Regions from separate parts of the Homo sapiens genome. Here regions 1 and 2 are each linked to region 3. The links are chromatin loops, found by intact Hi-C in ENCODE. Cell type or tissue: endothelial cell of umbilical vein. All regions are shown on one strand. Region 1 overlaps CMSS1 (cms1 ribosomal small subunit homolog). Region 2 overlaps CMSS1 (cms1 ribosomal small subunit homolog). Region 3 overlaps CMSS1 (cms1 ribosomal small subunit homolog).

Evidence for each region. Peaks named below come from ENCODE experiments on the same cell type or tissue, not always from the same donor. Only the 100,000 strongest peaks of a DNase experiment are listed, where the experiment ranks them.
Region 1: a loop joins it to region 3, with 6 times the contacts of the local background. A loop is called at or near these places in 9 of 110 quality-filtered maps.
Region 2: a loop joins it to region 3, with 7 times the contacts of the local background. A loop is called at or near these places in 14 of 110 quality-filtered maps.

The regions. Positions count from the first base shown.
Region 1 is chr3:99,892,937-99,900,936 of GRCh38, reverse strand. All of the region lies in intron 1 of CMSS1 (cms1 ribosomal small subunit homolog), which reads right to left. The region is part of intron 4 of FILIP1L (filamin A interacting protein 1 like); the gene reads left to right. The region is part of intron 1 of LOC105374010 (a long non-coding RNA gene); the gene reads right to left. Among named protein-coding and RNA genes, the nearest start is that of MIR3921, 67 kb to the left of the region's middle. In endothelial cell of umbilical vein, no CTCF peak of the experiment used is centred here; a DNase peak (open chromatin) is centred at 4,816; H3K27ac peaks cover 2,396 bases.
Region 2 is chr3:99,917,439-99,925,438 of GRCh38, reverse strand. The region is part of intron 1 of CMSS1 (cms1 ribosomal small subunit homolog); the gene reads right to left. FILIP1L (filamin A interacting protein 1 like) reads left to right here. Exons shown (of 6, transcript NM_001387850.1): 4 at 1,031-1,209. All of the region lies in intron 1 of LOC105374010 (a long non-coding RNA gene), which reads right to left. Among named protein-coding and RNA genes, the nearest start is that of MIR3921, 43 kb to the left of the region's middle. In endothelial cell of umbilical vein, no CTCF peak of the experiment used is centred here; DNase peaks (open chromatin) are centred at 4,298, 4,448 and 6,528; H3K27ac peaks cover 3,145 bases.
Region 3 is chr3:100,037,529-100,045,528 of GRCh38, reverse strand. The region is part of intron 1 of CMSS1 (cms1 ribosomal small subunit homolog); the gene reads right to left. All of the region lies in intron 1 of FILIP1L (filamin A interacting protein 1 like), which reads left to right. It overlaps LOC105374010 (a long non-coding RNA gene), which reads right to left. Exons shown (of 5, transcript NR_189163.1): 5 at 4,136-5,754. Among named protein-coding and RNA genes, the nearest start is that of FILIP1L, 73 kb to the left of the region's middle. In endothelial cell of umbilical vein, no CTCF peak of the experiment used is centred here; DNase peaks (open chromatin) are centred at 3,148, 3,978 and 4,878; H3K27ac peaks cover 3,646 bases.

The sequences.
Region 1 (8,000 bases), 140 kb after region 3:
CCCCTTCCCCTCAGGCATACTCTAGGGCCTAGGCCAATTTCATTTTCCTTTAGATCAGTGCTTCTAACACTTTGCTACATGTAAGAATCACCAGAGAAGCTTTTAAAAAACCTGATAACCGGGGCACATCAATTAGGTCAGAATCTCTGAGGCTGAAACAGCAACTGTGCTAAAAGCTCACACCAGGTAGTTCCAACGTGCAGCTCAGTTTGAGTATCAGCACTTAAGACTTGCGTGGAAAAGAAGAAAGAGGGAAGATTACACAATGATCAGCCCATTTGGTACTTTATGGAAGTTCTGATGAATATTAAGTGTGTGAAGAAATGGTTGGAACAAATAACTTTTATGAAATTACACCTTAGTTATAACATAGGGCTAAAGGTATGGCATTTGGGGCCAAACTTCCTTGGTTTGAAATCTTGTCTATGGCCATACCACCCTGAACGCACTCTATCTCATCTGAAATCTGGTTATTTATGACCTCTTAGAGACTCAGTTTCTTCATCTATTCAATGGGGATAACCCTTATAGGGCTGCTGTAAAGATTAAATGAATTAATTTATATCAATATAAAGGGTTAAAAATAGTGTTTAACATACAAGAAGCACCAGGTATGTGTTAGTTGTTATTAATATCCTCATCATCACCATCTTTGTTTTTTGCACCTCATCAATGTAGATGAGTTGAATATTCTGTCTCAAACTCAAGGAGGTTGAGTGGTTTTGACTTCCATCCTGTAGTCATAAATTTTACTAATGATATCACCATTATATATAATATTTTTAATTTTTAAATTAATTCATCCAATACATATTTACTGAATACCTGCTATGTGTGAAACACTGTTCTAGATATGTATTACATACTAACTTTTCAAATCGCTTTCACATACATTTATATTTATTTCATCCTAAAGTCCTGACAAGTTGGTTCTGACCTCAGAATTATACGATTTCAAAGATCCAGTAGAACCAGAACACCGTATTTAGCACCTTAGGAATGTACTAGTAACAGCTAACTAGTTAAGCCCTACTCTAAGCACTTAAAGTTTGTAACTCATTTAAATATAACAACCCTATGAGGAAGGTACTCTCACCATTCCCATTTTACAGATGAGAAAACGGTGGCACAGAGAAGTTATGCAATTCAACATGCAAACCCAGGGAGTCTGGTTCATCACCCTGGGAGTTAATGTGCATTAAGAAAAGATGCCCTGAAGGTGGACCATAATGGAATCACAATCAAGGAGGTGGGAGTCCAAAGCATCTATCATAACAATTTCAGGAACAGTGTACTTTATGTCAGATTCCTAGTACTTTGTCCTAGAAATAGTTTGCTGAAGAATGCAATAGGGGTTAGGAAACTGCTAGAAAAAAGCAACAACAGCAATCACAACAGCTACCATTTAGATCTCACAAAAAAACTAAATCCTTTATATACAATAACTTGTTTAGTTGTGTCATTAATATAATTCATGGAAAACTTTGTAAAAAGATTTAGGTAGAATAATTTCCAATATGATCTTAAAATATGAGATTTCCATTTTTAACTCTAGTGCATTAGTTATGCTCATTAAGGCTAAAGGAATGCATCATAATAAGAAATGACCAAAACACCCATAAAGTGTAATAACTTGGTATTGGAAACCAAAAATCTGCTTTTGAAAATTATAACCAAGTGTCCTGTTCAAAATAAAACTGAGCAGACTCTTTATATGATGCAAAATAAAGATCAACGAACATCAGAAACTACATTCTTTTAAAAGATATTTTTAGATAAAAAGAAATGAGTTCCCAGTTTAAGTCTCTAAATAAATGCACACATAAAATCTCCATCTAATATAATCAAAGCACATTCACTGTAGCTGTCTTTGAGGTCCTAATAAGGAGGAATAACCACATTTTTTTTTCAGTATGTGTGTTCCAGCCTTCTCAGGTGATGAAACTAGCAACAGAAATTTGATTGGTATTAATAAGTATCTAATAAGAGAGTAGTTTGAAATAAAGCTAAACTTCGATTAGAGCTTCAGAGTCAGTGTTCATGCAATATACCTCATTCAATTGTACCTTCTTCTGGTATTCATATGTAATAGTTCAAGCCTTATTAAAACAAAGCAAAAACAAAACTGCTAGGATGATGTGAAAAATGCACTTTTTTTTTTTTTTTTTTTTTAGATGGAGTCTAGCTCTGCTGCCGAGGCTGGAGTGCAATGGCATGATCTTGGCTCACTGCAATCTCTGCCTCCTGGGTTCAAGTGATTCTCCTGCCTCAGCATTCCAAGTAGCTGGGATTACAGGCACCCGCCATCATGCCCAGCTAGTTTTTGTATTTTTGTAGAGACAGAGTTTCACCATGTTGGCCAGGCTAGTCTTGAACCCCTGACCTCAGGTGATCCACCCACCTCGGCCTCCCAAAGTGCTGGGATAACAGGCATGAGCCAACGCGCTTGACTTGCACATATATTTTTAATGTGTGAGTGGGTGCATGTCATAATTCCAGATGGAAATTTGTCACCACAAAACATAATTTTTATTTAGCTGATCTTTCCAGGTTTCTATTTATAATGGAATGAAAAGATGAAGTTGGGCTTATGAATCAAGACAAACACAGGCCCTGGTCATTGTGTAATTCCATATAGTATAATTTGTTTGCAATCTTTCATTCCATACACCTACAATACAGCTCTAAAAATAATGCTACCTACAATATAAAGATATACTTTTTTTCCAAATAACCTTCAAAAATGTCAAAATATGCAACAAAAATATTGTATCATATCTAAACCCTCAAATAAGCTACATTTAAACCAAGCCTGCCTGCTTTTGAAAGTTTCCTTGAGAGTCTAATAACTTAGATAAGCCTATTTAAAAATAAATACATTCTGACGACTAACTGGAGAAAAAAAAACCAATGTGAGAAAATTAAATGTAACATTGGTATGAGGAATCAGAATTGGAGGTAGGATATCTTTTCTTAATAGAGTTGGTTCTCAATTATTCATGGTGACGAGAAACATGGAAAACTTCATTTAACTATGAACACTGGACATATTCGTGGTCATTTGTTTTACCACATATATTTCAGCAGAAAGCTTTGACACACTATAGGAGATTCTCTGTAGTGGAGTTCTCTTACAGAATCCCTCTATGATCACCATCATCCATCCTGGACATCCCCATCTGGTCAAGGTAAAATATGAGATAGTGGTATGACAAAAAATATAATAAACTAACCAGCTCAGAACCTCATTGCTTCCCAAATCTCAAAAACACAATTTTGGTTTTCTACTTTCAGTATTCTGGATTTCTCCTCAAATACACGATACCCCAGCACTCCATCATAAGGCATCCCATTGTCTTGGCAATAATATTAAGCCTTAGAGAATATAGACTACTCAAGATCTAAAAAAATAACTAGTAAAGAAAATTCAAAATTTGGTGTCAGGCAAATGAACACAAATTAGTTGAGGTATATAATGGCAAACTTTCACTTGTTTTTCTTAGCTTTGTTTTGAGCTGTATTTACTGTCAAAGGTATAGAACAAGTAAGCCAACTTTTTTTTTTTTTGAGACAAAGTCTAGCTCTTGTCCCCCAGGCTGGAGTGCAATGGTGCAATCTCGGCTCCCTGCAACCTCCTCCCGCGGAGGCCTCCTGGGTTCGAGCGATTCTCCTGCCCCAGTCTCCCAAGTAGCTGGGATTACAGGTGTGCACCACAACACCCGGTTAATTTTTGTATTTTTAGTAGAGATTGGGTTTCACTATGTTGGCTAGGCTGGTCTCGAACTTCTGGCCTCAAGTGATCTGCCCACCTCTGCCTCCCAAAATGCTGGGATTACAGGCGTGAGCCACCATGCTTGGCCAAAAGTTGACAATATTCTTAATCACAATCATTTCTATGCAAAGAAAGAAAAAAAAATTTGTTCTGAGAAACAAATCATTCTCTCTAGCACTTTTCTCCAATTGGCCATAATTAAATTTTGCGACTGAAAATACATTTTCTATTTATTAGCCATGTATGACAGGTGAGTGGAAATGGACTTCAGCACCCGTTGTATACACTGATTTGTTATGAAAATTATTTTTTCAAAGAAAATCACTGTGCTTTCAATTTATTAGTAGGCAACATTGCTTATGAATATATTGTGGAACAAAAACCGTTAAACCCTAGTCCTCTGGAACCTTATAGAATCTCAAAACTCTACTGAACAAAGGTTCGGTTGCTATGGCAACAAATGAATCAACACTATCATTGTAGAATTATAATTTAAATGAAGAGCACTCCAGAAGATAGTAATTTGGTGCCTGTTCCTTTGTTCTTAGCCCATCAAAATAGTTGTTGTTAACTACTTCCTCTCTTTTTGTTCTTACTACTTTAATAAAGGGTCCTATTTCCTGACTACGTTCTCTTTTGGGAACCTTTCTCTCAAAGGACTCTGTATGAAGCCTCAGTAGCTTAAGGTGACTACCATTCATGAAAAAAACCAAAATCCCCAAAGCCTAGAAAATATATACACTTCACACACAGAAATGCTGTACTAATGGGGCATGCAGACTGTTTAAAATGAAACAGCCTCTCTCTAGAAAAGCATACCAATTATGTGGCTAACATTAGGGCAACAAATTTTCCCTTGCCTTCCTTTTGCATATGCCTGTCATTTTCCTCCTATAGTTTCCATTCACTGTTTCAAACATATGTTGCCACTTATTTGCCAGGAAAGGAATCTCTGACCTACTCCCTTTATGTATCATGAAATAGCAGACGGAATGGAGCCAGTGAGAGCACCATTAGCAGTTATTCACACTTCTGTTTTCCCTTAACTTCCTTTTTTTTTTCTAAAAGTTTATTCCACATATGTGAAGAAGGATGTGTAATCACAAAGACATCCATGACTCATGCTTTATAATATGGAACCGTGGCAGTTCCCTGCAGAAGCAAATGGTTCCCTCCTCCAGTGAGCCACATGTCTCCTCTACAAAAAGACTATCTTTACAGCTTAGAGCTTGACCAAACATAGATGATGGGTTCCTTTGTCCAGCCCTGACCAAACATCAACATTGTTTTCTTTTCTAGCAATCACTGCTAGAGTTTAGCCAACATTTAACCAGTCTTTTAAGGAGGCACCTATTCTATGGGTGAAGGCTGCTAGGGTATTGTCCTGAGTCAACAGAAAACTTGATGGAGAGTAGTTAAAAGGAAGAGGTTTTCCATCAAAGATGAAGGAGATTAAGGAAGACAACATGTGGAAGTGTGGTATTACATGTACAGTGATAAGAAATGAATGTTTATTTCGATCTGCACTGATTATCCCCTTTTGGTATACGAAAACCAATCTATAGGTTAAAAAAAATTACCATGGGTTCATAGTTATGCTATTGTGAACTAAGTTCCCTAAACTATATCTAGCAAACACCACCAGGAACTTGGCCTCTTCTGCAAAAGGAGATCAGCCAAAAAATAAGCTCTTGCCCATGAGCGGAAGGAAATACAGTACCTTGAATAAGCCACAAATATTACCATTCATATGTTATGGGATACATAGTAAAAAAAAAAAAAAAAAAGTCCTGCTGACTGAAAGCTCACTAAATATATGAGACCAACTGCAAAGCTAGTTGGATTATGATTCATTCTTTAAAGAGGGATGTTTTCAGCTTTTCCAGCAGTGAACATGGGTGACTGCAAGTTGCCTAAAAGAACATGCTATCATGCTTGAACCTGAGACAGCTAAGAATAAAATATAGTTAAGTTTAACCATCCTGGCCACTATATATATATAAGCATTCTCTGGGTTATGAACACCTGAGTTGTGAACATTCTCTCTATATAAAAAGCCAGCCTACACCCTGTTCGAAGGATGGCACCTGGAGGGCAAGAGTATTTCCAGAGCTACTTTTCTTCAGGTTAGTTGGCCTGAGGCTGCCATGGATGTGACAGGGAGGTATTCACCTGGAATCCAAAGTGGGAACCTGGAACACATTTGTTAATTAAATATCATGTTTCGTGTAACACATAGGGTCCCAGCTAGTCCACAAAAAGCTAGCTGACCTAAATATAGCTTGAACTCTATACGTTTGCAAGAATATTGTTCTCTACTCCGTACTGTAATAATAGGAGTACATATAAACCTTGTGAATTATGCTATTATTGTGCTACAAAATCACCATACTATCACAGTTACCTAAATGGAGTTTTCAGCTTTATTATGGGTTGAGTAAGCTTCCTTGTGCTAGTCTGGGAATCAACTCCATAATTAATAATATCGTTTTTATGAGGAAATATCTTGAAACAGTCTTTCTGCAAGATAGTAAACTTCCTACATTTAAAAAATTAAAGTATTCACTTTCCTCCTTGCTGTAAGAAAGCAAATTGCCCTAAGATCTAAATTCAGAGTAAATTCAGCATTATCCTACATTTCTTCCATGAGCAAAAGAAATAATAAGCAACACAGACTTTAGAAGTATCAAAAAACCAACCCAAAACAAAAAGGTGACAACTAAAAGTGGAAACAAGAAAATAGCACACCAGCACACAAAGCTAATGGGGCCAGTGAATCCACCTCTGGCCAGACCTGGCACCAGACTAGCTCCTGTTAGGCACCCACAACAGATGAACAAATGGGGCAGATCTTCACCTGAACTCCTAAGTGCCACCTTCTCTTACACCTTTTCAGATACAGATCTTCTCCCTTAGCACTGAAAGAGTATTTTATTTATGTATCTTATGCAATCTACTTAGTTTTTAACCATCCTATCTCCTTTTCTATTAATACCTCTCCAACCAACTCCTAGCTGTAATTGTCTTAAAGCAGGAGATTTGTCTTACTTTCTGCAATATCACAAAAAAACTTTGAGTATCATAGCAGAGAGGAAAGAAAATTTACTGAAGCTATTATATGCTGGTTCTATGTTAACTGGCCTTCCTCCTCCAAAATGTATCTCACTTAACATAGCAGGTCCTTAATAAATGAATACTGAATATCTTGACACCCAGCTTCAAAAAGAAGAAAACTGTAGAGCAACTCACAGAAATATTTGTGGATTTGGCAAAGGGGGAGCCAGATTTTTTACCTTCAAAACGTCTTGGGTTGGGGTGGAGGGAAGTAAAACCTAAAGATATTTTTAAGTATCTCTATATTTGATAAAGGGATGCTGGCAAACAAAAATCATTCTCAATCAGCATGAAACTATTTCTGCTCATCACAGAAAAATAAATTATCTGTAGAGTATAAATGATTTGAGATTAAAGCAATTGAAGATTACTTTAAAATAGCTAACTTTAAAGGAATTAGCTATCTGCTTTTGTCAAACAAATGATGTAATTCTTAGATACCTACATGATAGTAAAAAGATCCATAAAACCTCATACCTTAAAAAACCAAAATCTAGTCTTAGATTGAGAAGACTTCAAATTCTATAAAATGAACAATAATATTTGTTACTGTTACTAAATGCCTATTAAAAAATGTCTAGATGCCGGCTGGGCGAGGTGGCTCAAGCCTGTAATCCCAGCACTTTGGGAGGCCGAGACAGGCGGATCACGAGGTCAGGAGATCGAGACCATTCTGGCTAATACAGTGAAACCCCGTCTCCACTAAAAATACAAAAAATTAGCCGGGCGTGGTGGCAGGCGCCTGTAGTCCCAGCTACTCAGGAGGCTGAGACAGGAGAATGGCGTGAACCCGGGAGGCGGAGGTTGCAGTGAGCCGAGATTGCGCCACTGCACTCCAGCCTGGGCAACAGAGTGAGACTCTATCTCAAAAAAAAAAAAAAAAAAAAAGTCTAGATGCCAATTTTGTTACTGGAAATAGAGATACCTGAAAGCAGAAAGGTGTCTTCTAAAAATCCCCAGATTTCTTCCCAGTAACACTTGAGAGAACAGACACACAGAGCATCATGCTTGCATCTTAGCAAGGCATTGCCACTCCTCCTCCAGTCACTGTCCTGATCACTTCTAATTCAGCTCTGTTTTGGGGGATCAGCACCAACAGGGGCCTCATCTTCTT
Region 2 (8,000 bases), 120 kb after region 3:
GGCACTCTGTTAGATGCCAAGGATTAAAAATAAAATAAAAAAAGAAGGATGTAGGCCCAGCTTTCAGGGAGTTCACAGTCTAGCAGGGGAGACAAACACATGTATCAGCCACAGGTTGATCATTTTGTAAAAAAGATGTAAGTATAGTGCTGTGAAAATCTGAATGGACTTAGTACTTACATTTGGTGACATTCACACTATACACCAACACATAATAGATTATCTATTCATAGATCTATTTTAATGGAAATACCTTGATGTATAATAAAATGAAAATCATAGCATGTCCTGGTAGAGCGATCCAAGAGGCATATACTGGTACAGAGAACTATAGGGTGGGCTGGGGCAGAAGAGATCAGCTAGGGCAGCTGCGAATCCAGCACCGTGCAAGGATTCTCTTACTTCCTGTCATTTCTTTAATGTAGCTTCTCAGGAGAGAGACATAAGAGTGTCAGAAAGAGGTTATGTGGAAACAGTTGATACCCACAGGGACACAGATTATTCTGTCAAGAAAAATTTGATGGCAATAAAGAGACTACATTTGTATTGAAATGCACCCAAAAGTATCAATTAACAAGAGAATAAACACTAAACAAGGAGATAAAAAACCCACTGCTGGCCGGGCGCCGTGGCTCATGCCTGTAATCCCAGCACTTTGGGAGGCCGAAGCAGGCAGACCACTTGAGGTCAGGAGTTCAAGACCAGCCTGACCAACGTGGAGAAACCCTGTCTCTACTAAAAGTACAAAAAAAATTAGTTGGGCATGGTGGCGCATGCCTGTAATCCCAGCTACTTGGGAGGCTGAGGCAGAAGGATCGCTTAAACCCGGGAGGCGGAAGTTGCAGTGAGTCGAGATCGCGCCATTGCACTCCAGCCTGGGCAACGACAGCGAAAACTGTTTCAAAACAAACAAACAAAAAACCAAAAAAACCCACTGCCGAATTAATCAAAACAGGGACATTTCTAAAAGAGTGAAAGACAACAGTATATAAACAATTTGGTAACAGGCTATAAATGTTTTCTTTCGTAGTTGGACAAAGTTGTGGAAAAACATAAAGAATCTTACAGACGAATCCTGGGACAGCTTTTAGTGGCAGAAAAATCCCGTAGGCAAACCATATTGGAGTTGGAGGAAGAAAAGAGAAAACATAAAGAATACATGGAGAAGAGTGATGAATTCATATGCCTACTAGAACAGGAATGTGAAAGGTAAGGCTGCTTTGGGCAAACAATGTCCCATTCTGCAATCTATGAGCTGGCCACTGTACCAGGTCTCAGGGATACAAAGATAAATATGACACAGTCTCTGTTCTCAAAGATCTCATAGTCCAGGGTGAGGAAAAGGATATGTTTGAAGACATTATCAGTACAATGTATGGATAACCAGATGTGTGATAAGGACTGTGGAACCATAAATGTTAGGCCCCTAACTCTTGAAGGGAGTGCCCTGTGAAGGCTGCAAAGACCAGGCAACAGGGGTCTAGTCCCTAGGCAAACAAGAATGAAAACCATATTCATGGCAAGGGGTGAAATAAGTGTGTTAGTATAGAAGTGAGAAAAGAACCTGCATTTTGAGGGAACTCAAGCTTTTCACATGGCTACAGCATAGGGCATGATTGTAGGATGAGAAAAGGAAAGGCTTGCCTTGAGCAGCTGGACTTTATACTGTTGGCCTGAAGGAGCAAATGGAAAATTGTGAAAGGGAAAATAAGATGATCAGTTATGCTTTCCTAAAGAACGATTAAGGGAACATGGAGGAACAACTGGAGGAGCTTTAGACTGGGCGCAGGAAACTCACATAGGAGGCAAATATCCAGATGAGAAAGATGAGGGGATGTGTTCCAACAGCCATGAGGTTGGGAGGGGGGTGTGCGCATGAACTACTTATGATGTTTAGTCAATATGAATTAGTGACTGGTTAGACTGGAAAGAAGAGCAAGGAAAACAAGGAGTTACTGAGAAGCACTCCTGGCTATTCAGGAACATATGAAATATGGGAATGGGGCACAGTTTTCTGTGTTGTAGGATTTTGATCAGGCAGGATGGTTTCTACTTGGTGAGTAGGTAGGAGATGAGTCCTGGTTTAGACATGTTGAGTATGAGGTACCTTGGTATATTACAGTATCTGGTGTAAAGAATAATATGTATAAAGTCAACCCATGGTCAGAAATATAGGTCTGTAGAAGGATGGGCTGGTGATATGGACCTGCAGCAGGTGATAGCTGAAACTGTGGGTGTTGGTGTGGTGAGAAGAGAGAATGTTGAAAGGGAACCCTAGAATACATCAAGGCTTGGCAGTTTTCTGGAAGAAAAAGGGGGTTGAAAATGGAAGCTAAAAAAAAAAATGGTGGAAGCTTAGAAGAACCAGAAGACAAAGAAGGCAATGAAATGAAGTGAGCAAAGACTTTAAAAAGAGAGTGAACAGTCAAATAGCACCAAATAATGCAGAAAAGAATGAAATGTCCCAGGATTTGGCAATGAAGAAAATACTGAGGAACTTAATGAGCCATTTCAATAAAGTGGTAAGGGCAGAAGCCAAATTGCAATGCTTTAAAAAACAAAATAAGAAATAAGAATGTAGAAGCTTAAAATGTGAACTAGCATTTTGAGAAGCGTGGCTGCAAAAAAGGAGAGTTTGGTTGGTAAATATTTTCTAACCATATGTAGGGTAGATTATTTTGTTCTACTTTGACCCTCTATTCTGAACCACTGTAGACAGTATAAGCATCCATATGAAACTGAAAGGACAATTAACCCTCTCTATTGATACTGAAAAGATGGAAAGTAACCAATCTCAAATGGCTTATTCAACTACTTCCAATTCATACTTCAGCTAGGTAACTTAAGTTAGTTACCTCAATATCTAGGCTAATAGCAAACTTTCATTTATTTTCCATATACTTTATGGTAGGCATTTTTTCGGAGTGCCAGAGAATCCATGGCACTTATATTCACTCTATTTTTTCCAGGAGGTTTATTTTTCACTACACGGCAGAGAGGGGGCAGGGGAAAGGTCCTACTAACTTGCTCCTCATGAACTCTGAAATATCTACAGGGACAGATTAAAGGAGCACAAGAAATCTGGCACCAAAGAAACATTTGACTCAGACATTACAATATAAGATTTGTTATTCAATGAGACAATGTTATATTAAACATTATTTTGAACCCCTGTGGTTTGGCACTAGTGGCCTCATTTGGCCTCCATACTTATTTGGCACTAACTTGCTGAACACAGACACTTTCTTTCATCTTTCATTATTATGAACATTTACTGATCACGGTCAGAGTGTTGCCTGGCATAATACAAAGAGGTACAGACTGTCCCTGCCCAGGGGGCTTACCACATTAATGAAAAGGCAAGATGATACAGATTTATGGTGGGAATGTGAAGGGCTATTGGAGGAGAGTTCTGATATTCACTGTGTATCTCTACTATCTTCTGGAGGAAGGCTGGAGAGGGCTATCCTGAAGTTATACTGGAATGTTGGGAGGCAGATGGCAAAGATTATTTAAACCAAGAGAGCAAGAAGGAACAACACTGAGAAATGGGAACAAAAGATCAGTGGGGATAAAGGCCATGGGCTGGAGGAAAAGAAAAATTGTGGGAAAAATGTAAAGTGTATACTACTAAATCAATATATGAAGAATAGTATTTTGAAATATATAAAATGAATTTAAGAGAAAGAACTTAAGAGATTACTTTTAGCTTTATAGGATATAAAGTTTCCTTTATAGGATTCTTTACCTTGAAGAATAATTAAAGTGAACATGCCATTAACAAGAAGTAGGAAAAAGTGTCTATCACTCTGTTTAGCCATTCCAGAAGATATGAGAATATTCATCTATTTCTATATGCCAAGGAACACCTTCCAGATGGAATTCTTTGAATGTGACAATATTAAACCTATTCTCAACTCCCTTGATGCATATGTGACTTCCCTTGCTTTGCCTGAACATCACAATTCCAGTATCTTGGTAGTGTGGGCCCATTCACGTCCACCCTTCATGCTTTCCTGCCTTCTGCTGGGAGACTGCAGGCCTCATGAGGCATAACTGACTTCTATCTGCTTTAAGGCCATGTGCATCAAAGTAGTATTAAATGAATACCATCTAACGAAACAGGAAGTGGGGGAAACTAATGACTTCAGGTAAATAAACGCTCAGAGGAGGTGCTTACACACAAGAGTGTGAAATACCCGTAGTGTGCCTTGCTTTCAAGTGACATGGCAAAACACACCATGACTGAGTCCTTCCAACTTCACTGAGTGCTTTCTCTCAAGGACACAGCTGCCTCCCACAAAAGTGAGACTAACTTATCCTGAAGGGTCAAAGAACAATGTTTACTTCCTTCCTCAAACAAAGTGTTGTAAACCACTCCCAAACTAGCAACCCTCCCAGCAGTGAAACAAAGATATCATAACCCCAGTAAAAGGGAGGTTGGTTGAAAATAGATACAAAGGGGTATCTGGTTGAAACTCTGAAATAAACACGGTAAAGGTTTACTGCTCACATTCTAAGTGTTGGTTTGTATCTACCTGGAAATAAAACAAAAATTAAGAACTACGTGATTGAGGTAGTTAATGAGACCTCAGAGGATGTAATAATGGATTTCAAATTAAGGCTCAATTTCTGTGTTTTCTTTGGAGAATTTGTTTTATGTGGAAAACCCTAAAGGAGACTGATGTCACACATTGAGCTCAGGCCAAAATGTTTGCCAAGTGATGTCGCTGTCGTAATCAGTAAGCAATTGGCTTTCCCACTGAGGGTGGGTGGGGGCAGGGATCAGCTCAGGAAAGCCTGTTCCCAGGCATGTTAATGCAAAGTTTCCTTAGCTGTAATCTGTGCGGTTTGGTCTGTCCATATGGTAATATTCTATCCATGTTTCATGACAACGTTCACTGACCAGCTCCAACATGTGGATACGTGTGTCACCAATGACCTGAATTATGTACTTGGCTGAATTACAGGTGGAGTCTATGTAAAAGGTTTTTTACACAAAAGCAATGCCAATAATTTTTGGCCTTTCTGTGTGGCTTCACAGTACTTTTAGTCAATGTAATTTTGCAAAATTTTCCCATAAGTGAAATGCCAATTTTGTCTGTACTTTCAAAAAAGCTTGCATATTTTTTTTTCTTTTTCAGTTTCAATGGGGCAAAAGGCTCTGAAGAAAAAAAAGAGTTGCTTTTTTTTGAAACCATGCATTCTTTCTTAGAATTCTAAAACAAACTATGTATGCTATCCATATATGTTACTGCATTTCTGGTCTTGAAACAACAACTAAAGCAGGAAAGAAATATTGTTATGGCAGCTCTGTATAAAACTGTGGCTTCAACCATGGATTGTGTTAAAGCCTTAAATTACTTTTCATAAAATCTTGGCCTAGTAGGTTAGCACTGATAGTTCAGTTTTGTAAATCAGAAGTTCAAATGGTAGCTTCTCAAACACCACAAAGAAAGGAGTCAAGGTAGAATTAATCTCTTGTTCCTTTTCTGTCCAAGTTTGACTAGATAGAACAGTGGTGCAGAGGCCTTAGGGCCCTTTGGAGGAAAGTCACCAGGTGTCCAGCTTCAAGTGTTGTTGCCTTGACCACACCCTGGGAAGTTCTTTGCTGTTAAGTTTCAATGAAGAACAAAGCACTTCCACCTCTCCCTTTGGCTGAAACAACTTTATAAACAAGTATTTTCACCATCAATCCTTTTCTATTATGACAGGCCTATTTTTCCAGACTGCATCAGACAAGGTGACTAAAACACTGCTTGAGCCATATTTGACCCTACTGTTAACTGAGTAAATCAGACCACTTTTAAAGGCTTCTCTCAAAAACATCAAATTTTCTTTCTAGAGGATTTGGAAACCTCCTTGAAATACATACATGAATGAGTTAATTTATCTAATTTTTAGGTTAAACTCATTAGTTTGGAGCTAGTGCTACTTGCCATTCATTAACTGAAACAAAACAAAACAAAAACAATAATTGATTAAATATATATGTCTACTGCAAGCCAGGTCCCATACTAGATACTGGGCGAACAAGGTAGATGTGGTCCTCACCTATACAATCCTGAATATTTGTTCATTGTGTAAAACAAAGACACCACTGCAGGCTTTAAGACCTGATACTGATTCTTCTAAGGCATTATGAGTTCATGACGGGTAGAAAAAAAGGCACCACTATGGTAAACTAATGTAATAACATTAATGCTCATGAAGACAGAACATTCAGGAGAAATCAATAAACACATTAAACTAAAGTATTTTACTAGAGAATTCAATATCGTGCCATTAAGATTTTCAGTTTCTTTGGTCTTAAATCTCAGCTTTTAAGGGTATCCTACAAAGCAATACACAGTGGGTATAAAGCTTTAAAAAAATAAAGTCTACTTAAAAAAAATATTTTGAAAGCCAGCAGTTTTAAATTTCATACACACTAAACTATTGTTGTAGAATACATTGTACTCAAATGCAATCATTTCCTTTCAGTTTTTCTGGCAAGGAGCTATTTGTATTACATATTCTCAAGACTATGTCTTACAAGTATTGAAATGGATGCCAGATCTCCATTTGACCTTTGTCATGGGCATCTAGTTCTTTGACAGAACAAAATGGAGATCCACTGCAAACAAATATTTTGTTATTGTAATTCTATACAGAATTATGACATGATCAGCCTTGTGTTCATACATGCTGGACCTAACACAGGATCTGAAAAGGGATGCAGAGAGATTAATTACCTCATGTGGGTACTAAAAAACCATTTAGGACCGTCCATCATGACTTAACTTTCAACAGATGTCATAAAACCATACTCTTAAAACTGCACAATTCAGCGGTTTCCATACAATGCCTTTTAATTTCAGAGGTCAAAATTCAGATAGAGTGACAATGCTACCTGATTGCTTTTCCTTCCCAGAAATTTAGTTTTCTGAACTAAATTTTACAAATAATTTTGAATGTGTATTTGAACATACATGATAGTGAGTTTATTGCTTACAAAAGAATACTATGAATGCTAAAAAGAAAACATTAACAAGCCTAGTGAGGGATGAACCAGGAGCTTAGAGATAGTGGCAGTCTGGTCTGCAGACCTGATCTGCAGCTATGTATAACTTTTGGCAAATTCCATTCCTCAAATCTTTAGTTTTCTGGTATATAAAACAAGGGGCTGGGCGTGGTGGCTCACACCTGTAATCCTAGCACTTTGGGAAGCCAAGGCAGGGAGATAATGAGGTCAAGGGTTCGAGACCAGCCTGGCCAAAATGGTGAAACCCTGTCTCTACTAAAAATACAAAAATTAGCCGGGCGTGGTGCCGCGCGCCTGTAATCCCAGCTACTCAGGAGGCTGAGGCAGAAGGATCACTTGAACCCAAGAGGTGGAGGTTGCAGTGAGCCGAGATCACGCCACTGCACTCCAGCCTGGGCAACAGAGCAAGAATCTGTCTCAAAAAAAACAAAACAAAACAAAACAAAAAACAAACAAACAAGGGCAGGGCATATGATTATGATTTCTGTGTCTCTTTCACACCTAAAAATTTGTGATTATGTGATTGTCATGAACAAGTACCTTTTACCTCAAGCCTAGGATTCTAACTCCACTACCAAAAGAGGTCAGTGAGAATGACAGTGACTACCACCAACTTTAAATCCAAATCTGTACATCCATTCTTAAAGGACATCTAGATTTCGGTATACCCTACTGCTTCCACATATTTGAAACTTAACCTAATATCACCTTTGCACATCCAAGTCCACTCACAACTTTTTTATTCCTGTTAATACAACCACCATGAATCAATCTACCAGATAACTATAAAAAATTACAGAAATCTCAGAAGCCAAGAATTTAAGCTAGAAAAGACCTAGCAATCTAGACCAATGCTTTGATTTTTTGAATTGAGAAAAGTGAGGCCTCTCAAGCCCAAGATAAAAAAAAGTCACCAAATCTTCCAGCTAAATAGTTGCAGAGTCAGAGTAGAAGCCAGCTCTCCTGACAATATATT
Region 3 (8,000 bases):
TTTGCGAGAGGAGGGATGCCTGGGAATTAAAAATTACAAAAAAAAAATTCTAACACAGCAGCACAATGAAAGCTAATGGTTTTATCTCGATTTTATACACATATTTTCACAGATTTATGTTCATTCCTTTATTCACTCTTTTCCACTCTCCTCTTTGTCAATTAGTGCTAACTCAGAGAATAAGGCTGTGAGATTTTCCTAGACATAGTAATAATGGCAATTACCATATATTGAGTGCTTACTATGAGCTAGATACTGTGCTATGTGCTGTACGCATCCCTTTCAACCTCTTTGCACAGCTAGATCATTACTTCCAAGTTATAGATGCAACAACTAAGGCTTCGAGAGGTCATATTCGCAGCTTTAAATATAATCTATAAACTGTTATCCAATTTATATTTCTAGCCTACATCTCTTGTGAGCGCCAGATCTGTTTTTACAATTACCTGCATACCATCTCCCCTTGGATATATCACAAGCATCTCAGATCAAACATGTTCCAAACTGAGCTTAGGATCTAGTCCTCTCTACGCCCAGGCTAGACTCTCCTCTAAATGTTCTTAACTTCAGGAAACAGCACCTCATATCAGAAAAATGGAAGTCATCAGAGACACTACTATTCTGCAATGTCACCAAAGCAGAGAGCCACTAGTCCTGTCAGCTCTACCTCCTAAATCTGTTTTGGAGCCATTAACCACTCCATTGACTGCCACCATCATCTCTCACCTGAAAAATGGCACCAGCCTTTTTCACATTGGTTTCCTTCTCTCATCTACTGTGTGATGAGGTACAATAATCAGAGTGATTTAAATACAAATCAAGTTTTTACCTCATTAAAAAAATCTTTCAATGGTTACTCATTGCTCTTAGAAAAGACCAAGATTCTTGCCAGTGCCTATAAGGCCCTGTATAATCTGGCTTCACTACCTCTGTATCTTTCTACTTCCCTCTCTTTCACTGGGCTCTAGTCTAGCTTGACTTTTTTCAGTTCCTCTTTTGTCTCAAGTTCCTTCCTGACTTGGGTTCTTGGAGCAAGCTGTCCTTTAGCCTGTGATGCTCTTGTATACTCTGTTTGGCTAACTCCTACTCATTCTTTGAGCCTCAGCTTACCTATTGTTTCAAAAATAGTTTTCACTGCCCCCCTTGACAGATTACCCCTGTGTTACTTCTTTATACTATGATGTAAATACTTATTTAAATATTTATTTTTCACTGGTTTCCCTAACTAGAATATAAACTTCATTAGGGCAAAGACCATGTCAATCTTGTAAACAACTGCATCGCTTGTGCCCATCACAATGCCTGGCACATAGAAGACGCTCAATCAAAATTTGTTAAATGAATAAACGAGGCAAGTAACTGGCTCAAGGTCACAGGATTTGAACCCAAATCTCAATGTGTCTTGTTCTAAAGCACATTCCCTTTTAAAATCTTGCAAAGCAGGACAGAGTTTGTCATAGAAATATGGTATATACACCCAATGAACTACTAGCTAGCCTTCAAACAGAAGGAAATTCTGTCCTTCCAACAACGTGGATGGAACTGGAGGACATCATGCTAAGTGAAATAAGCTAGGCACAGAAAGACAAGTATGTATGATCTCATTTCTATGTAGAATCTAAAAAGCTGATCTCTATTGCACTGCATAATGACTACAGTTATTCAAAATAACATACTGCATATTTCAAAATTGCTAAAAGGATAGATTTTTAATGTTCTTGTCACAATAAAATAAGTTGGTGAGGTGATGGATATGTTAACTAGCTTGATTGATTCTTTCTATAATGTATACAGAGATTAAAATATCACATTGTATCCCCTAAATATACACAATTTTTTGTCATTTTGTAAAAAAAGTTTTAAAAAATAAATTCAACATATCATAATCACCTTCCAGGGATGTAAATTTCTCAAGTCTCCATGTCCTAACTGACTCAAATGGATGGCTAGTTAGATGGTTAAAAGGAATAAAGTCTGGGAGTATGGTAGGATGGGGTGGAGCCTGTCTCCCACAGCAAATGAGACATAATAAATACCTACTGGCCTGCAAAAGTAGTCAAAAATAGAGAAGTGAGAGTATGGATGAGGGAAAAGAGACCTTAGAGACTGCTGAGCTGCTATAAGCCTCAAGAAAATGAGATTCAAGAACGAAGGAAACAAATATTTAATATAGCTGAAAAGAACAGAGACAGAGAGACTTTCAAAAGACAAAATATAATCTTTCAAAGGGGAATAAAACTTACTGGACATGATTTTCTGCATATATTTTCTCTTTTCCTTACTTGTATGTACAGAGAGCAGATAAGGCACAACACAGTAAAGAATGAAATACTGGATATGCCTGAAGAAAGCCTCTCTGAGCTTTGAGGACTGGGGAGTACTTCTTGTCAATTTGAGACACAGGATACTTGTCTCCATCATTATAATTCAAAAAACATTCCCTGCTCAGGGGGTCTGTCACTGATCTTCACATTGAGGTAAAGAGAGATGAGCAAAGAAGGCTGTGACCAGCACAGGCTATGTTAGCCCTTTATCCCTCTTGTTCTGCGAATGCAGTCATTTTCTTCCACAAACATGTAGGACTTTACATTTTTCCATGATGAATGTGGACTTGTTACATTTGCCCTAGTTGTCAAGGTCTGGGAACTTTGGCTCTATTCCTCTCCTTCAATCCATTTTTTTCTTGAACTGTCCCAGCTTCCCGTAAGAAGTACTCGATTGTTAGGAACTTTAAAACGTGTATTTCTCATGTTGTTGTCCCTTTGTGTGGAAGAAATGGTTATAGCAACTGGGTTATCAGCTATGTGGCAAAAGAAAAGAAAAAAAACCTGTTCTCTATTCCTCCCTCATGTTCTCCATAAAAGGCAATAAAATTCTTCAGTAAATACAGTATCATCTGGCATGGTTGGAATTGTTCTAATTATGTACTCTGGTTAACAATGTCTGAACCATACATGGATTACCAATTTCCAAAGAATTAAAATAAAATACACTTGGTAATAAAATAATACAAGAGCCTGATATGATTTGTCTCTGATTAGTCAAAAGGTGCACAAAGATCTTGTAGCACCGTGAATCACAGTTTAGAGAATTTTATTACATGATGGTGCTCACAGGCTAGCTGACGAAACATCAGATAACAGATTTCACTGTATCTGGTATTGGCTGGTCACAGAGCCAATGTTTTTTTGTTACTGGCTGGTCTTCTTATTAGAATACAAAAAAAAATCAAGTTTATATTGACATTTACAGCACTAAGCTCTGTGACTGGATCATTCTGTTTGTTTAAGAGGAATCTTACAAGCTTGTGGGCTTTAAAAAATTTCAGTGGCTATTGTTTTCATCTACTGCCACAATTTTTGCCCTTTGTAGATCCTTTAATATGTAATAATGACTACATTTAAAGGTCAAATTCCAGAATTTCTATTAATATGACAATGTTTTAGGGATGGATTACGATCCAGAGCTTATGGCAAAATAAAGAGAAAGGGGAGCAGAAGGGGGCATATATGAAATAAAAAGGGACTCAGATCATATAGCTGAAGAAAGAGGAAGGAATGGCAATGGTCCCTGTTCTCACTGTTCCTGAGGTGCAGCCTGTGCCTTTCTATCCTAGTTTTCAGCTGTCATTATTTTTTTAAATCAAATTGTAGTTGGGGTCAGCATGTGATATACTTTCATGTTGAAAGAAGAAAAAGGTGAGATAAATCAAGGCACAACATGAGTTATCCTTTCTCCTGAATTTTACTGTTTAAAAGATCTCTGGTAGGTCTAAAACCATGCTACATAGACATAAAATACCTCCATTTCACTCATAGCCAGGATATCTGCACTTATCCCCCTTCCCCAAACCAAATACATACAAGTAATTCTATTTTCTTGGTAAGGCAATTGTTGATTAATGAATCATCTTTCCTGTAATTTTTATTTTTATTTTTTTTGTAGCCTTAGTTTGGCTAAGTTCCCTGGCATTCCTGTTGAAGTGTGTAATGGAAAATTTGACCTCACATTCTTTGCTTTTTTGTAACATCACAAAACACTGATATAACAGGGCTACTAAAAAGTAGCTTGGAGATGAAGGGATGCACATAAAGAAAAAGCTCAGTGTGGAAAGGAACAAAGACGCAGTAAATCATGTGGAAGGTAAATATTTAGCTTCACAGACCTGAAGTTACATTCATCTTCAAGTGCTTACAGCTTAGGATGTCATAGAGTTTCCATCATAATTTTGCTTTTCTAAAGAGATTACAAACCAGCCATAAAAAGCCATTCTCAAAATTAACTTGGAACACAGGTAGGCCATTTTGTAGATTCCATAGCTTGTTTGAAAAATGGTGATTTAGGGTGGGGCAGGCAGAAGAAAGGTGTCAGGAAGTGATTTCTTGCATTTAGCTATATCTGAGCTGAAATAAAACTTTGGCAGTCACCCTTCTGTGATCACATCCAACTGTCTAAGGAAAATGTAACAGGTCATACAGAGTCAACTTTGGTTAACTGTAAAGCGTGGGATTTGGCAGCAAAGACATACTTCAGGACAGATTTTTCAGCAAAATTCATAGTGGAATACATGAACTCGTTATAAAAACCTTTTTCTTTTTAAAATGAGACTCTCTTCCCTAAGGCAAAGAAACCATTTTTTCAAATGCATAATCCAGGCTCAAGGGACATCTACCCAGCCACTGACAAAGTTTCTCCCTTTGCAGCCCTAATGATCCTACAACCTGAGAAAATGTCAACTTGGCTGTGATGGGAAAAGAGTCCCACATGGCTCCCAGCACCACCCTCTCAAAATGTCACAACCTCTTGGCATAGGACATCCTGTTCAGCCTGTAATAGTCATTCAAATGAAGTGTTTCATGATAACAACACTGGCTTATGTGTGTATTGTCAACCAAGACCGTCCTAAAGGCTGTCAGAATGCATATATAAGGGCCTGTTCAGTCTATTAATCATCTAGATGTGCTGAAAAAAGGAAGGGGGGAAAAAGCAGATGCAGAGAAGTCTGTACAAATCACTACTAGTTACTCAGGCTGCTGGGAAAATGTGCAGATGTTTCTTGATGCTACCTAAACTGTTTCTAAAACCACGGTCACATCTGTGTACTCATCTATATTAAAATGGAATGCTATTATCTGGAACTATACAAATGATTCTCGGGGAGAGAACTTTAATATACTGTTTATGGCCTGGATAAATAGTATTTATTTGAATAATTAATACTTTTTTTAAAAGAGGGAGTTAGATGAGAATTATGCAAATGAAATATGCAAATAAGCCACAAGAGAGAACTCTTTGTTTAATCTTATGTTGTAAGTGGTAAGAGATGGTTACCTGTTCCAGAGATTGTCTTAGGTTCCTACTTCTCACTGGCTTTTGTGGGTGCAGGAAGAAAAAAAAATATTCAGACAGCTTGGATTGATTCATGTATCCAATTATAAAATGCAGGTAGATAGATCAAGAAAGTTGTTAACTATGAGGCCAGGCACGGTGGCTCATGCCTGTAATCCCAGCATTTTGGAAGGCCAAGGTGGGCGGATGATGAGGTCAAGAGATCGAGACCATCCTGGCTAACACAGTGAAACCCCATCTCTACTAAAAATACAAAAAATTAGCCGGGCATGGTGGCGGGCGTCTGTAGTCCCAGCTACTCGGGAGGCTGAGGCAGGAGAATGGTGTGAACCTGGGAGGTGGAGGTTGCAGTGAGCCGAGATCATGCCACTGCACTCCAGCCTGGGCAACAGAACAAGACTCCATCTCAAAAAAAAAAAAAAAGAAGAAAGTCGTTAACTGTGAAGAAAACCACTGGGGGGAATTACCACATGCCATTTAATATCTAATTTAAGGGAAGCACTGAGATCTTGGATGAAAAATTACTTGGTGATATACTGAAATATCAACTCTAGGGACAATGCTTTTCTAGATTCTTCTGGATTCCTAAAAATTTCCTAGATCTTATTTGGTATCTGGCTTTTCCAAGGTACTCCTGGTATCCCGCATATTATAAGACTGAATCTTACACTATCTAATTTGAAATAAATTTTACTGTTTTCCTTTCCATTAAGTATTAAACCAAGTTGGTATTTTTGTAGAACTCCACTGAAATCTTTATACTGTGAAATCTTTATACTACATACTGTGAAATATAATCATAGATTATATTTCATCTGCTCTTTGATATTCCTGTAGCAGGTGAGTCTTGGCTGTACTTCTTATGTACTTCATAGGCTGTACTACTGTGATCAAGAACACTTAGAAAAGGTTGCTCAGTTTTTTGAGGTCAAGTTAATAAGTAAAGCAGACTAACTGAATTAGATAAAATGCATAATGGTTTTCACCACTACAGTGAAAGGTCTGGGAATGTCTCTGTGTTTGATGAACTATTATTAGATGATGATAATTTCAATACCAATACAACACTGGTGAAAGCATAATTTCCTATTCTTTTTATAAGCATTAAATTTAGGAGTTTTTCCAACATCTGTTATTGCTGAATTAATGCAAAATTATTGTCTCCCAACACAAAATTCTTATTTCCTTAGGCAAGCAATATTGTGTGTGCATTTTTCAAAGACGTTTTATACATATGCAGACAAACATGTACGTTCATTCTTTCTTCTTTTTATTACATGCAAAAGGTAGCATACGATATAGACAATATGTTCTGTACTGTGCCTTTTGGACTTAACAATACATCTGGGAGATCCTGCTGTATCAGTACATAAGGAGCAGCTGGGCACCGTGGCTTGGCACCTGTAATCTCAGCTACTTGGGAGGCTGAGGTGGGAGGATCGCTTGAGCCCAGGAGTTTGAGGCTACTATGTAGGACATGGACTGAGATCGTGTCCTTTAAAAAGAAAGAAACAAACAAAACCCATAAATAGCTTTCCAGTTTTTGTTATGGAAGCATAGTATTGGATAAATGAATAATCCTATTTACTTCCAGTCCCTACAAAAGTACATTTAGGTTATTTCCAATCTTTTGCAATTACAATGTTTGTTAATTTTGAAATTAAACCGAACAGTCAATAAGAAACTACAACTGACTGAGTAGTATTGCCTGTTTCCGCTCCCTACTCGAATTCTCTATAAGCAAAAAAATGGTGAAAAAAGAAATAATTTGGCTAATCAGCTTTTGGATAATTCAATATCTTATTTTTCTATCTGTTGCCAGTTAAGCAATTTTTTTTGGATGGGCTCAAAATAATAGACTCATTACTTCATTACTTTTCTTATTATTTCTGTAAGAGTTATATTTTAATGAGAAGAAAAGAGAGGCCGGGCGTGGTGGCTCACGCCTGTAATCACAGCACTTTGGGAGGCCAGGGCAGCTGGATCACCTGAAGTCAGGAGTTCAAGACCAGCCTGGCCAGTATGGTGAAACTCTGTCTCTACTAAAAATACAAAAATTAGCTGGACATGGTGGCAGGTGCCTGTAATCCCAGCTACTCGGGAGGCTGAGGCAAGGAGAATTGCTTGAACCCAGGAGGCAGAGGTTGCAGTGAGCCGAGATTGTGCCACTGCACTCCACCTGGGCGACAGAGCGAGATTTGAGACTCTGTTCCCTCCCCCCCCAAAAAAAAAAAAAAAAAGAAAAGCGATTAAAAAGGAAAACCTAAGCGATTCAGAGCCAGTTAGTGTGGCTGTAAAGCTACTCAGGTAATTGTGAGGAAGAAATTAGTAGAGCTTTAGTTTTTTAAAGGTCTTAATCTGTACTGGAGGTCAAGTTATCATCACTGTCATTTTCCTCAAAAACATTTAAACATTCACTTATACACAGCTTTATGCAATGAGCTTCCCAAAGCAAGCAAGATGCATAGAGAAACTTATCAGGACAGAGCTAAAACAAATGTAGGTGTGCCTCAATTTACAGAAGGGGATATGGGACACTATTTCTATGTTATTTATACATTTTATGATTTGAACATAAAGATTGCTAAAAGGATTTCTGTAGCAACTTTGTTGGGAGACAAAAATTTTGTATTCCTCAGTTTATCTTAGGG